Linked DNA regions of Homo sapiens: region 1 is linked to region 2. The links are chromatin loops, found by intact Hi-C in ENCODE. Cell type or tissue: breast epithelium. All regions are shown on one strand. Each heading gives the region's core, and the rest is flanking DNA. Links, peaks and the distances in the headings are about the cores only. Region 1 overlaps ZNF341 (zinc finger protein 341). Region 2 overlaps CHMP4B (charged multivesicular body protein 4B).

Evidence for each region. Peaks named below come from ENCODE experiments on the same cell type or tissue, not always from the same donor. Only the 100,000 strongest peaks of a DNase experiment are listed, where the experiment ranks them.
Region 1: it touches region 2 in a loop (5-fold over the local background); 6 of 110 quality-filtered maps call a loop at or near these places.

What each region holds. Positions count from the first base shown.
Region 1 is chr20:33,778,411-33,787,710 of GRCh38, forward strand. It overlaps ZNF341 (zinc finger protein 341), which reads left to right. Exons shown (of 15, transcript NM_001282933.2): 11 at 2,881-2,977; 12 at 5,322-5,454. ZNF341-AS1 (ZNF341 antisense RNA 1) reads right to left here. Exons shown (of 4, transcript NR_110623.1): 4 at 8,963-9,300. Among named protein-coding and RNA genes, the nearest start is that of ZNF341-AS1, 28 kb to the right of the region's middle. RefSeq lists silencers at 188-237, 7,267-7,316 and enhancers at 328-617, 653-947. In breast epithelium, for the core only: no CTCF peak of the experiment used is centred there; no DNase peak of the experiment used is centred there.
Region 2 is chr20:33,830,515-33,835,514 of GRCh38, forward strand. All of the region lies in intron 1 of CHMP4B (charged multivesicular body protein 4B), which reads left to right. Among named protein-coding and RNA genes, the nearest start is that of CHMP4B, 22 kb to the left of the region's middle. In breast epithelium, for the core only: no CTCF peak of the experiment used is centred there; no DNase peak of the experiment used is centred there; H3K4me3 peaks cover 362 bases; H3K27ac peaks cover 911 bases.

The sequences.
Region 1 (9,300 bases), core at 1,783-6,782, 50 kb before region 2:
AGTGATTCTTGTGCCTCAGCCTCCTGAGTAGCTGGGATTACAGGTGTGAGCCACCACACCTGGCTAATTTTTGTATTTTTAGTAAAGACGGCATTTCTCCATGTTGGCCAGGTTGGTCTCGAACTCCTGACCTTAAGTGATCCGCCCACCTCGGCCTCCCAAAGTGCTGGGATTACAGGCATGAGCCACCGCGCCTGGCTAGTGTGTGGTTTCAGAGTGCGCCTGGCTAGTGTGTAGTTTCAGAGTGCGGTCTATGGGGCTCCCCTGGGCCCTTCGCAGGTGCAGCCTGCCTGGGGTTTCCCACAGGCAGTACTCTACACAGCCTGCCTTTTGGTTTTTGCTTTGAATTGTTCACCTACCTGTGACATTCCTCACTGATAACTCATTGTAAATAGGTCAATATGCTGGCAAATGTTTTCTTTTTTCTTTTCTTTTTTTGTCTGATAATACCCTTTCTTCCTTAGCTGGCACATGTTTTCATGATGGGGAGATGGTGGTGTCTTTTCTCCCTTCAGAGTGGTTGGTGGCCTGAGACTGCTGTTGTGAGGACATGTTTATGAGCTGTTTGGCACAGTTGTGTTTTTTGACTCTGTATTAGGCCATTCTTGCACTGCTATAAAGAAATACCTGAGACTGGGTAATTTATAAGAAAAGAGGCTTATTTGACTCACGGTTCAGCAGGCTGTACAGGAAGCATAGTGTCTGAGCTAGCAGATCTGCCACTGGGGAGGCCTCAGGAGGCTTTTACTCATGGCAGGAGGAGAAGGGGAAGTAGACATGTCACATGGCCAGAGCAGGAGCCAGATAGAGAGAGAGGGAGGCGCCATACACTTTTAAACAGCTAGATCTCATGAGAACTCACTCACTATCCTGAGGACTGCACCAAGGGGATGGTCCTAAACCATTCATGAGAAATCCACCCCCATGATCCAATCACCTCCCACCAGAACTCACCTCCAGCACTGGGGATTATAGTTCAACATGAGATTTAGGTGGGGACACAGATACAAACTATGTCAGACTCTGTGACAATCTCCCTTTTTTTTTTTTTTTTTTTTGAGATGGAGTCTCACTGTGTCGCCCAGGCTGGAGTGCAGTAGCGTGATCTCAGCTCACTGCATCCTGCATCTCCCAGGTTCAAGTGATTCTCCTGCCTCAGCCTCCTGAGTAGCTGGGGTTACAGGCAGGTGCCACCACGCCTGGCTAATGTTTGTATTTTTAGTAGAGACAGGGTTTCACCGTATTGGCCAGGCTGGTCTTGAACTCCTGACCTCAGGTGATCTGCCCACCTCAGCCTCCCAAAGTGCTGGGATTACAGGCATGAGGCACTGCATCCAGCCATGTGACAATTGTAAGAATGAGTGACAGGCAGGTCTGTTTGGGACTCACACCCCATATTTTGAATGAGGAGGCCCAGCAGGTCAGAAATGGGAAGGCGCTGGGCTTGGATCCCCATCTGTCTGACTCTTTAATGTAACAAGTTCTCACTGGTGCTGGGAGCAGCTTGTGAATGGGCAAGATGTGGTATCTGGAACAGGGACCACTTGCTAGTGGAGGAGACAGACAATAACCAAGTAAGCAAATAATAAATAATTCCAGGTAAGAAGTGGTAAGAAGAAAATAAAACTGAGTGATGTAATAGGGAGTGACTGGGAGTGCATCGTGGGGGGCAACTTGAGACAGGGTGGCCAGGAGGGCCTCTTTGGGGAGGTGACATTTGAGCTGAGATATGAAGGATGAGAAGGCACTGCCTGGGGAAGACTTGGGGAAGAGTGTTCCGGGGAACAGGAACAGCCAGTGCCAAGGCCCTGAGGTGGGAATGAGCCTGGTGTGTTCAAGGTAGGTCAAGGAGGCCAGGGTGGCCAGAGCAGAGTGAGTGAGGTGGAGAAAGGAGAAGGATGAGGTCTGAGAGGTGGGAGTGGGTCAGACCACAGGGCCTTGTAGGCCAAGGTGGGAGGTGGGTTAAGCAATGGTGTGGCATGGTCTGACTTACTTTTTTTTTTTGTTTCTTTTTTGAGACAGAGTCTCACTCTGCCGCCCAGGCTGGAGTGCAGTGGTGCGATCTCGGCTCACTGCAACCTCCGCCTCCTGGGTTTAAGTGATTCTCCTGACTCAGTCTCCTGAGTAGCTGGGATTACAGGTCCACGCTACCACGCCTGGCTAATTTTTGTATTTTTAGTAGAGAGACGGGGTTTCATCATGTTGGCCAGGCTGGTCTCAAACTCCTGACCTCAGGTGATGCGCCTGCCTCGGCCTCCCGAAGTACTGGGATTACAGGTGTGAGTCACCACACCAGGCCTTTTTTTTTTTTTCTTATTTAAATAGAGACAGGTTCTCTTTCTGTTACCCAGGCTGGAGTGTAGTGGCATAATCATGGCTCACTGTAACTTCAAAACCCCTGGGCTTAAGCGATCCTCCTGCCTTAGCCTCTTGAGTAGCTGGGAAGCCACCACATCTAGCTAATTTTTAAATTTTTCATAGGGATAGGGGTCTTGCCATGTTGCCCAGGCTGATTTTGAACTCCTGGTCTCAAACAATCCTCTCACCTTGGCCTCCTAAAGTATTGGGATTGCAGGTGTGAGCCAGCCACTGTGCTCAGCCTGTTTCATTTTTAAAGGTGCCCCTGGCCACCCTGTGGAGAATGGACTACAGGAGGCAAGGCAGGGGCAGGGTGGCCAGCGAGGAGGCTACTGCACAAGTCCGAACAAGAGATGATGGCGCTCAGATGAGGACAGGCAGTGGCAATTGAGAAGAGTGGATGGATTTGGAATGAATTAACTGTAGGATGTTGCCTCCTAATGTTGGCCCTGGGGTGGCCGGGGCGCTGCTTCCTATGCCTGCTGTGTTTCCTCCCTCATCTCTCCTGCTCCTTCCACTTAGGTGTGTCAAATGTGTCAACAAATACTCCACCCCTGAGGCCCTGGAGCACCACCTGCAGACCGCCACTCACAACTTCCCCTGCCCACACTGCCAGAAGGTGGGTGCCACTGTCCTCTTTTCTGGGGCCTAGGCTATAATAAGGGCAAGGAGGTGGGGTGGGGTGCACACCTCACCCTTTCCTTCTCCTCTCTCACCATAGGACACGCAGGCAGGGCTCAGGGGCTGCTCCACAGATGACACAGTGTCTCTGCCTGGCCATCTCATCCATCACATTCCAGATGTGGCCATGTCGGGGCTGCTGCTGGAGCCAGGCTGGGTGGGCTGTCCTGGTCCCAGGCCTAGTGTCTGAGCAGAAGCCTCCCAGCTTCCTGATGTAAGATTATCCTTATTACAATTGGCTCTTCTTTTTAATTTTTTTTTTTTTTTGAGACAGGGTCTTACTCTGTCACCAGGCTAGTGTGCAGTGGTTTGATCATGGCTCACCGCAGCCTCAACCTCCTGGGCTCAGCCCCCTGAGTAGCTGGGACTATAGGCATGTGCCACCATGCCCAGCTAATTTTTGTATTTTTTATAGAGATGGAGTTTCACCGTGTTGCCCAGGCTGGTCTCAAACTCCTGGGCTTAAGGGACCTGTCCACCTTGACCTCCCAAAGTGCTGGGATTACACGCATGAGCCACTGCACCCAGCCTAAATTTTTTGTAGAGATAGGGCTCACTATGTTACCCAGGCTGGTCTCAAACTCTTGGCCTCAAGTGATCCTCCCACCTCAGACTCCCAGAGTGTTGGGATTACAGGTATGAGCCATCATGCCCAGCCTGGATTCTTCTTTTCAGTGACTCTGAAAGCCTCACTAAAGCCTGTTCCTGATAACATCAAACATCCAGGAAGTGTTCCAATTTCTAGTTGTCTCAAAGCTTCATCATTTTGTAAAGTTCATTTGAATCAGGTCCATAGATTGCAATTGATTGACATAACAAAAGCCTCTATTAATCTACAGGTCCCCACCACCACCCCTGACCACTGCTCCCTTTTTTCTTTCCTCTGAATTTATTTGTTGAAGAAACTGGGCCATTTGGTTCAGCGGTGTTCCCCGCAGTCTGGATTTTGCTGATTACGTCTCCCTGGTGTGTTTAACTTGCTTCTTCACTCTACTCATTTTCTTACAACCATATGTGGCAGATTTTCCAGGACAGCCCTGGTTTCATTTTGGCCTCATTCTGGATGTTTCTTATTATCTAACCTAATTTTAAGCTTTAGAAGTTGTGGTCCGAGTAAAAGATACCATGAATTGAGCAAGAACCACATGCCAGATGCTGTTCTGAGCATTTCACTGGAATTGACTAGAGGATAGGTGTACTGTTACTATCCCCCTTTATAGGTGGGGAAACCAAGGCAGAAAGGTCACCTAGCTGGGAAACGATGGGGCTAATAAGCAGTGGGGCAGCTGGGTCTGTGCCCGTGACCAACGCTCTACCAAAATGAATGAATGTGTGAATACATGCCCTTCTTTTGCCTGGACTGGAAAGAGATTTTCACTTCTGTGTTTTCTGGCTTTAAAAAAATTACCTTTCATACAAAAATTAGCTGGGTGTGGTGGTGGGCGCCTGTAATCCCAGCACTTCGGGAGGCTGAGGCGGGTGGATCACCTGAGGTCAGGAGTTAGAGACCAGCCTAACCAACATGGAGAAACCCTGTCTCTACTAAAAATAAAAATTAGCCGGGAGTGGTGGCAGGCACCTGTAATCCCAGCTACTCAGGAGGCTGAGGCAGGAGAATCGCTTGAACCTGGGAGGCAGAGGTTGCAGTGAGCCAAGATTGCACCATTGCACTCCAGCCTGGACAATATGAGCGAAACTGCATCTCAAATAAAATAAAATAAAATAAATAAAAGTAAAAAATTACCTTTCCATAGATTTCTTTAGTAATTTGCTCATTTTCCATTAATTCTTTTACTTGTCAGTCATTTGACCCAGGCTCTGTGCTGGGGAGTGAAAGCCCCTCTCTGCCTACTTGGAGCTCCTGTGTAAGCAAAGGGCTGTCATTCAGTGGGTTAAATGCTGACTTAAAAGTGTGGGTGGACATTCAAAGGCAGAATTGGCTTTGCCAGGCATAGCACCAGGGAGCTAGGGAAGGCTTGACAGGAGCAGTGACGCCCGAGTTGGGTCTTGAAGGATGTGTAAGAGTTTGTCAGTAAAGAGAGAAAGGCCCTCTGGGTGGGAAGAACATCCGGGCAAAAGCTCAGGGCAGACATGTTTTGTCCGGGCTTGTGGGGAGCCATGAAGTTCTAAGGGCTGAGTCTGACATTCTGGGTCCTGGCCCCTGATAGCCAGAAAGGAAGGTGTCTCTATAGGGGCTGGAAACGAGGAACCTTTGAGTTCAGAAGATGGCCAGGGGAGGGGGGCCCGGTGAGTCAGACCTGAAGGCCCCTCTTCTCTCCCAGGTGTTTCCTTGTGAACGCTACCTGCGGCGTCATCTGCCCACCCACGGCAGCGGGGGCAGGTTCAAGTGCCAAGTGTGCAAGAAGTTCTTCCGGCGGGAGCATTATCTCAAACTGCATGCTCACATCCACTCGGGTAGGTACCCTGCCCCTGAGAACTCCAGCCCAGCCCCTCCCCTCCCCCTCCCCCTCTCCTCATGCCTTTCTCTCTCTTCCCATCCCCATCTGGCTCTTCTCCCTGTCTCCCTCAGCCCCTTTTCCCTCCACTTCTCCATCTCCCTCCCCATCTCACTCAGTCCCTCCCCTCATCTCTCTCAGCCCCCGTCTCCCTCCTCCTCCCCATCTCCCTCCTCCTCCCCATCTCCTTCCTCCTCCCCATCTCCCTCCAGCACCCTTCTCCCTCCTCTTCCCCATTTCCTTTCCCCTCTCCCTCTCCCTACTCCTCTCCCTCCCCCCTCCCTCCGCCTCCTCACCTCCCTCCCTCTCCCCATCTCCTTCCCCCTCCCCCATCTCCCTCCCTCTCTCCATCTCTCTCCCCCCCATCTCCCTCACCCTCCCCATCTCCCTCTTCTTCCCCATCTCCCTGCAGCCCCCTTCTCCCTCCTCCTTCCCATCTCCCTCTAGCCTCCCTTCCCCTCCCTCTCCCCATCTCCTTCTAGCCCCCTCCAGCCTCCCTCCCCTGTCCTCTCCCCTCTCCCTCCAGCCCCCTCCCCCTCCTCTCTGTCGCTGTCTGTCTCCCTCCAGCCCTCCTGCCTCTCCCCTTGCTCCTCCTTCCTCTCTCCTTCCTGGCCCCTGATCCACCTGCCTTAATTCATGAACAAGGGATTCCCACCACCGCTAAAGCAGAGAAGAGCCCCTGGAGGTTGTGTGGAAGGGACTTTTTATTCTTTTTTTTTTTTTCTTTGAGACAAAGTCTCGCTCTTGTTGCCCAGGCTGGAGTGCGGTGGCAGATCTTGGCTCACTGCAACCTCTGCCTCCCGGGTTCAAGTGATTCTCCTGCCTCAGCCTCCTGAGTAGCTGGGATTACAGGCTCCCACCACCATGTCCAGCTAGTTTTTTGTATTTTTAGTAGAAACAGGGTTTTGCCATGTTGGCCAGGCTGGTTTCGAACTCCTGACCTCAGGTGATCCTCCTGCCTCGGCCTCCCAAAGTGCTGGGATGACAGGCGTGAGGCACTGCACCCAGCCTGTGTGAGGGACTCTTGACTCTGCCCCCTGTGGTGGGGACACTGCTCTCACTGTAAGTTCCCACTCAAACCTGAACAAAACGCCATCTCCTTGGTTCCCCAGTTGAAACACACTGACATTTTCTTTTCTATTAATCTTTAGATTTTTTTATTAGTTAAATTTTTTAATTGCTTTTTAATTGAAAAGGATCTAAAGATTGAGAAAACTTGAGGGAAAATCCTTGACGGGACAAAAGCATATATAAAAAAATAAACTCCCTCTCACTTCAGATGGACAATCCAATGTTTTTCCTTTTTTTTCTTTCCTACGACCTATGGTAAAAAATACATTTCATATTGCAACCCAGGAAGCACACATAGGATGTATTGCAACAAAAGTTTTACAAAACAGTGTTTTCTATTTTGTCCTTTTCAATTTTAGTTTTTTTATTTTTTATTTTTATTTTGAGACAGGGTCTCACTCTGTCACCCAGGCTGGAGTGCAATGGTATGATCTCACTACAACCTCCGCCTCCCAGGTTCAAGCCATTCTCGTGCCTCAGCCTCCCGAGTAGCTGGGATTACAGGCGCCCACCACATGCCTGGCTAATTTCTGTATTTTCAGTAGAGACGGGGTTTCACCATGTTGGCCAAGATGGTCTCAAACTCCTGGCCTCAGGTTACCCACCCACCTTGGCCTCTCAAAGTGCTGGGATTACAGATGCAAGCCACCACACCCAGCCTATTTTTAATTCTTAAAATAACCACCAACAGGGTGTAACTTGTGGTTTGCAGTTTGCAAAATACTCCTAATTCTCTTCCCCAAAGGTAACTGTTAGCGGTCTAGTCTGCATTCTTCTAGTTTTATTTTACACATATATAAAACGCTTGCTTACGTTTGCAAAAATGAGCACATACTATAACTTATGTGCCTTTTTTTCCTTATCATATACCTTGGCGATGTTCCCCAAGGAATGTGTGCTTACAGTTCCCCTGGAGGCTAAATTCTGTGGGTCCCCCTCCCCCGGGCCCCCCCCAGAAGTTGTTACCAACAGCACCTTCTTTTTCACATCTGAGTAGTCTTCCTCAATGAATTTTTCATCTTGTATTTAGCCAGTTCTCTATGTATGAACCTTTTTTTTTTTTTTTTTTTTTTTTGAGACTGAATGGCACGATCTTGGTTCACTGCAACCTCTGCCGCCTGAGTTCAAGCAATTCTCCTGCCTTAGCCTTCCAAGTAGCTGGGATTACAGGTGTGCACCATCACGCCCAGCTAATTTTTGTATTTTTAGTAGATATGTGGTTTCACCATGTTGGCCAGGCTGGTCTCGAACTCCTGACCTCAAGTGATCCCCCCGCCCCAGCCTCCCAAAGTGCTGGGATTACAGGCATGAGCCATCACGCCCAGCCTATGTATGAACCGTTAAATTACATTTCAGCTATTAGTTTGTACACACAATGCTGTGTGGGTCCCTTGGCAAGCTTTTGGAAGTGTATCTGTAGTGTATATTCTTAGGAGTGGAAATGCTAGGTTAAAATGCATGTGTAATACTGAGTTTCAGTTTGGGATGATGAAAAAATTCTAGAGACAGATGATGGTGATGGTTGCATGATGGTGCAAATGTACTTATGCCACTGAACTATACACTTAAAAGAAGCTTAAGATGGTCAATTTTCTGTTATGTATATTTCTCCACAATAAAGAAGGGAAAAGAAGTAATGCATTGTAAGTTTGATATTACCAAATTGCTCTTTATGGCTTTTAAAAATTATTATTCAAAAGTAATACATGCTGCCAGGCGCGGTGGCTCATGCCTGTAATCTCAGCACTTTGGAAGGTGAAGGTGGGTGGAGCACCTAGGTCAAGAGTTTGAGACCAGCCTGGCCAACGTGATGAAACCCCGTCTCTACTAAAAATACAAAAATTAGCCGGGTGTGGTGGTACGCACCTGTGATCCCAGCTACTCAGGAGGCTGAGGCAGGAGAATTGCCTGAACCCAGGAGATGGAGGTTGCAGTGAGCCAAGATCAAACCACTGCACTCCAGCCTGGGCAACAGAGCAAGACTCTGTTTCAAAAAAAAAAAAAAAAATACAAAAAACGAAACAAAACAAAACAAAAAAAACCACACAAATAATACATGGTTATTATAAAAATGGAAACAATATAGGAGTACATAAAGTAAAATGTTAAATTTCCCCTTCAAGTTGTAGTTGCCACTGACACTTTGGTCTGTCCTTTCCCTACACCTCCCCATCTTTCTTCCTGCATCTTCAGTTTATTTACAGAGACACATGGCCAGGGCTTTTTTGGGGTGTGCAGGTTGTATTTTTTCTTTCTTTTTTTTTTGTTGGAGCTTACATATCCAGTAGGGATTATATTTTTTTCTAAGAAAGACGAGATTGTGTTAAGCTGTTCTACTGCTTTCTTTCCCCACTAGCAGTATGTCCAGGAGATCTTTCCAGATCAGGAAACACAGATTGACCTTTTTAATCTTTTTAATGACCACAGAGCATTCTATTGTAGGGACCAGCATTTCCGTATCGACTGGGTTGATGGTTTTTCAGAAGTACTTTATTCATTCCAGAGGGAGAACAGAGAGGAAATAATGGCAGGAAGTCACAGCAGCCCAGAAACAGCCCCTTCCAAAGGGCAGGCTGTGACCCCACGGCAACTTTGCAGGCACCTCCCTTGATTTCCTGTGGGTTCCTCAGGTAGCCCATCAGGCAAGAGCTGCCCCAGGACGGGTTTAACAGCAGGAAGATCTGGGTAGCTCAGATGGGCTCTGGATCACGCTGCTGGGCTGGAATCTTAGCTC
Region 2 (5,000 bases), core at 1-5,000:
CCAGCTGGAAGACAGCTGCCTTCTTGCTGTGTCCTCACATGGCCTTTCTGTGGAGTGTGTGTTGTGCATTGCAGGGAGTGGATAGAGAGCGGGGGCGTCTCTCTTCCTATAAGGCTAATAGTCCTGTCAGATTAGGGCCCCATCCTTGTGATGTCAGTTAGCCTTAATGACCTCCAAGAGGCCCCATCTCCAAATGCAGCCACACTGGGGCCAGGGCTTCAGCATATGAATTCTGGGGGGATACAGGTCAGTCCATAGCACTCCTTAGCTTTTTGTTTTCTGATTGACTACTTTAGGACCCGTGAGGTATTGTTTTTCTTGGTAGGGAGGCTGCTTTCTGACATTCCTTTCTTTACATTATTTTCTAAACAATCAGATTATAATCTAGCACTGTGAATTAATTGTTCAAAGGAACAGAGTTTTTTTTTTTTTTTTAGTTTTTTTGAGACAGGGTCCTGCTCTGTCACTCAGGCTGGAATACACTGGCATGAAAATGGCTCATTGCAGCCTGGACCTCCACAGCTCAAGGGATCCTCCCACCTCAGCCTCCCAGGTAGCTGAGACTGCCTATGCTCAGCTAATTTTTTTTTTTTTTTTTTCCAGATAGCTTTGTCACAAGACTCAGGCTGGAGTGCAGTGGCGTGATCTTGGCTCACTGCAACCTCCACCTCCTGGGTTCAAGCGATTCTCCTGCCTCAGCCTCCAGAGTAGCTAGGATTACAGGCACGTACCACCACGCCTGGCTATTTTTAGTGGAGACGGGGTTTCACCATGTTGGCCAGGCTGGTCTCGAACTCCTGACCTCAAGTGATCCGCCCACCTCGGCCTTCCAAAGTGCTGGGATTACAGGCATGAGCCACTGCACCCGGCCGTCCAGCTAAGTTTTAAAAGTTTCTGTGAAGATGAGGTTTCGCTGTGTTGGCCAGGCTGGTCTTAAACTCCTGACCTCAAGTGATCCGCCCACCTTGGCCTCCCAAAGTGCTGGGATTACAGGTGTTAGCCACCGTGCCTGGCTGCCCAGCTAAGTTTTAAAAATTTTTGTGGAGATGAGGTTTCGCTATGTTGCCCAGGCTGGTCTTGAACTCGTGGCCTCAAGTGATCCTCCTGCTTTGGCCTCCCAAGGTGCTAGGATTACAGGCATGAGCCACTGCACCTGGCCTCAGAGATTATGTTCTCTCAGTGTTTCAGTGTCTGGTAATTCTGTGCAGTTTGGAGTTTGTTCTTTAATTTTATTATTTTCACATATACAGTTGTAATCGACAGTGTTCAGCAGGGAAGATCGGATAACAAACCCATGAACCAGACTGTTTTTGTTTTTTAATTGCGCTAAGGTATACATAACATTACAGGTGTGAGCCACCGTGTCTGACCTGTGCCCCATTTTTTAAGGACAAGGCAAGACTACCTTTTCCCGAAAGAGAATCAGCTTCCTGTGCCCTTCACCCCTTGCTGCCTCCTGGGCAAGGAAAATCATTTGTCTGCAACCCCTTCATCATGTCTCTCTTGATTCCAAAAGCATAAAAGGCTGGTTGGGTTTTCCCTCTTGCCTTGCTTTTCTAACAAGCGCGCACATTGGAAGTATTTTTCTGCCGGCATTTCACTCTCTTCCCAACTTCCCCACAAACGTCCCCAGCCCCCATACCTCCGTTGTCATCTCGGTTGCCAGGGTGCTCTCATGCTTGCTCAGGCAGAAGGGGGCCCTTGTTGGCATGGATTCAGCTGGAAGCAGAGGAAGAAAAGCCAGTCGGAAAAGAAAGAGTGCATCCCAGCCTGGGAACGGAAACCCAAAGCAGGCTGTTTCCCCTCTGTCCCAGCCAAGAACCTGGTCACCTCTCAGCAAGCCTGGCTAAGAGCATCCAGCCTGGGACCTGGCGGGTGGGGGAGGAGCTCAATCAGTGCCTTCATTCCACCCGAGGGCCACACCAAAGCGCCAGTGCCAGTCATAATCAGGTTGTTCTTAGTAAATGATTTGCTTTTTAAAATATAACTGTCTTTCCATGTCTGGGGATGAGGAAGAAATAGGCTGTTGTTTTTGTTTGTTTTGATTAGGTAGTCATGTAAATGGTACATAATTTTAAAAGTGCCTTCGTTGCCTCAGTCACTCCCTTCCTAGAAATGACCAATTACAAGGCCCTGAGGTAGTCTCTGCAATTAAAAACATGTACCATACCTATGTATTCTCCTGAGACACGCCCATGTATGAATGGTAGTAATTAGGTTACCTTTGAATCCTGTGCTCTTTATAGTTTTACAATAAATGATTTTTTTTTTTTTTTTTTAAAGAGACAGGGTCTCGTTCTGTTGCCCAGGCTGGAGTGCATTGGCGCAATCATAGCTCACTGTAACCTCAAACTCCTGGTCTCAAGCAATCCTCTCGCCTCAGCCTCCCAAATAGCTATGACTACAGGTGTGCACCACCATGCCTGGCTAATTAAAAAAAAATTTTTTTTTTTTTGTAGAGACAGGGTCTTACTATGTTGCCTAGGCTGATCTCAAACTCCTGGCCTCAAGCGAACCTCCTGCTTTGGCCTCCCAAAGTGCTGGGATTGTAGGTGTGAGCCACCACGGCCAGCCAGAAGTGATTTGGATTTGACCCACTCTGAAGTCCCTGAACTCCATCTTCCTCATATGGATTTAGAGAAGGTTAATTCAAACTTCAGGTGCTAACTTGAATTTTGAAGCCCATGGCCCCACAGAAAGATCTGGGAGAATAGTTTCTCCCTCCCTGCCTTATCTTCTCTTCCCTGAGTTACTGGTCTCTCTGAGAAATGGCATCTCCACCACCTGGTTGCCCCAGCCAGGAACTTGGAACTTATTCCTGACTCAGTCTCCATTTCCTTCTGTTGTACATTCAAACAGGTGATACAGGCCCATGGTCTTCCCTCTTGGTATCTCTCAAGTTCACCCTCTCCTGGTCAGCCCCTCTGCTGTGGCCTCAGTTCAGGCTCTTGAAATCCACACCCTCTGGATTATTGCAGTGGTTGCCAGCCCCTTCTCCCCACAGCAGCCAGAGGGATCTTTCTGAAATGTAAATCTGATCACGTTCCTGTCCTGCTTTGAATCTTTCAATGGCTTCCTGCTAACCCTGGGATAGATTCCAGCAGCTCCTTAACAAGACATCCAAGTCTGTCCTTGAGTTTCTCTCTTTAGCTTTTATCTTTCCTTGTTCCCTCCCCTATTTTCTCATGCCTCTCTTTTCCTGCTGCTTGGATATATTCCTCTGGGCTCTCTCCTACCATCCTTTAAAATGCATGATAACCCCAAAGGTTAGTTTCCCCCCTCTAGGCATCCACAGTAAGTGTCCTGTGCTGACCTCTGTCATGTATTACATTGTCCATATCTGCTGGCCTGTGAATTCCTTCAGCCTTGGGACTGTATCATTTTTGTCCCTAGTTCCCTAGCAGGGTATCATGAGCAAAGTGTAATTCCTGGTACAGTAGAATGAGCAAAGGAATTGCCTGTTTCATCTAAGCCGTTGCATCCTTTGTAGTATTGGTATGAAGTTGCTTCATCTTTTCTAGTATTGTCATGAAGTTGTTCATAATATCCCCTTTTTATCCTTTTAATATTCCTGGAGTCTGTAGTGATATCACATTTATCATTCTCGATACCAGTAATCTTTTTTTCCTGGTCAGTCTGGCTAGAAGTTCAATCTTGTTGAACTTCTCGAAGAGCCAGAATTTTATTTCATTGACCTTCTTTCTCTTTTGTTTCTTTTTTGTCTTTTATTGATTTTTCACTTCGATCTTTATTCCCTTTCTTCTGCTTACTTTGGATTTTGTTTGCCCTTTATTTGTATTTGTATTTTTTTTTGGAGACAGGTTATCACTCTCTCACCTAGGCTGGAGTGCAGTGGCACAATCATAGCTTACTGCAGCCTCAAACTCCTGGGCTCAAGTGATCTTCCTTGCCTCAGCTTCTCAAGTAGCTGGGGCAGTACAGGTGCCTGCCACCGACTAATTTTTGAAAAAAATTTTTAATAGAAATAAGGTCTTGCCACGTTGCTCAGTCCCAAGCTGGTCTTTTTCTAGCTTGTTAAGGTGGAAGCTGAGGTCCATTTGAGATTGTTCTTTTCTAGTGTAGGCTTTTAGTTCCCTTAAGGTACCACATTGGTGGCATCCCACAAATTTTGATATGTTGTGTTTTTATTTTCATTCAGTTCAAAATACTTTCTGATTTCCCATTTCATTTCTTCTTTGACCTACGGCTTATTTAGAAGTATATTATTTAGTTCCTAAATGTGTGGGGATTTAACAGATTTTCTGTTCGTGATTCCTATTTATTTTATTTTTATTTTTGTTTTGAGATGGAGTCTCACTCTGTCGCCCAACCTGGGGTGCTGTGACGTGTTCTCAGCTGACTGCAATAACCTCCACCTCCTGGGTTCAAGCGATTCTCCTACCTCAGCCTCCCGTGTAACTAGGACTACAGGCACACGCCACCACGCCCAGCTAATTTTTGTAGTAGAGACGAGTTTCACCATGTTGGCCAGGCTGGTCTTGAACTCCTGACCTCAAGGGATCCGCCCGCCTCGGCCTCCCAAAATGCTGGGATTACAAGCGTGAGCCATCGCACCTGGCCTATGATTCCTAATTATTAAATTCCATCCCAGGTGATAGAAGTAATGAGATTCTTTAAAAATATTGCTCCACTGTCTTCTTGCTAGCATCGTTTTCTATGAGAAATCTTTGTCATCTTTATTTCAGTATATGTAATGTATATTTTTTTCTTTGTCTGCTCTTAACATTTTATTACTGATTTTGAGCACTTTTAATATGATGTGCTTTGGTATATGTGGTCTTCTTCAAGTTTCTTAAGCTCCAGGGTCATTGAGCTTCTTGTATCTGTGGGTTTAAAGTTTTCATCAAAGTGGAAAATTTTTGGCCGTTATTTCTTGAAATGTTTATTCACCTGCCCTCCTCCTTTGGGGACTCCAGTTACATGTATATAGGTTACCTGAAGTTATCCCACACCTCACTGCTGCTCTGCTGATGTTTAAA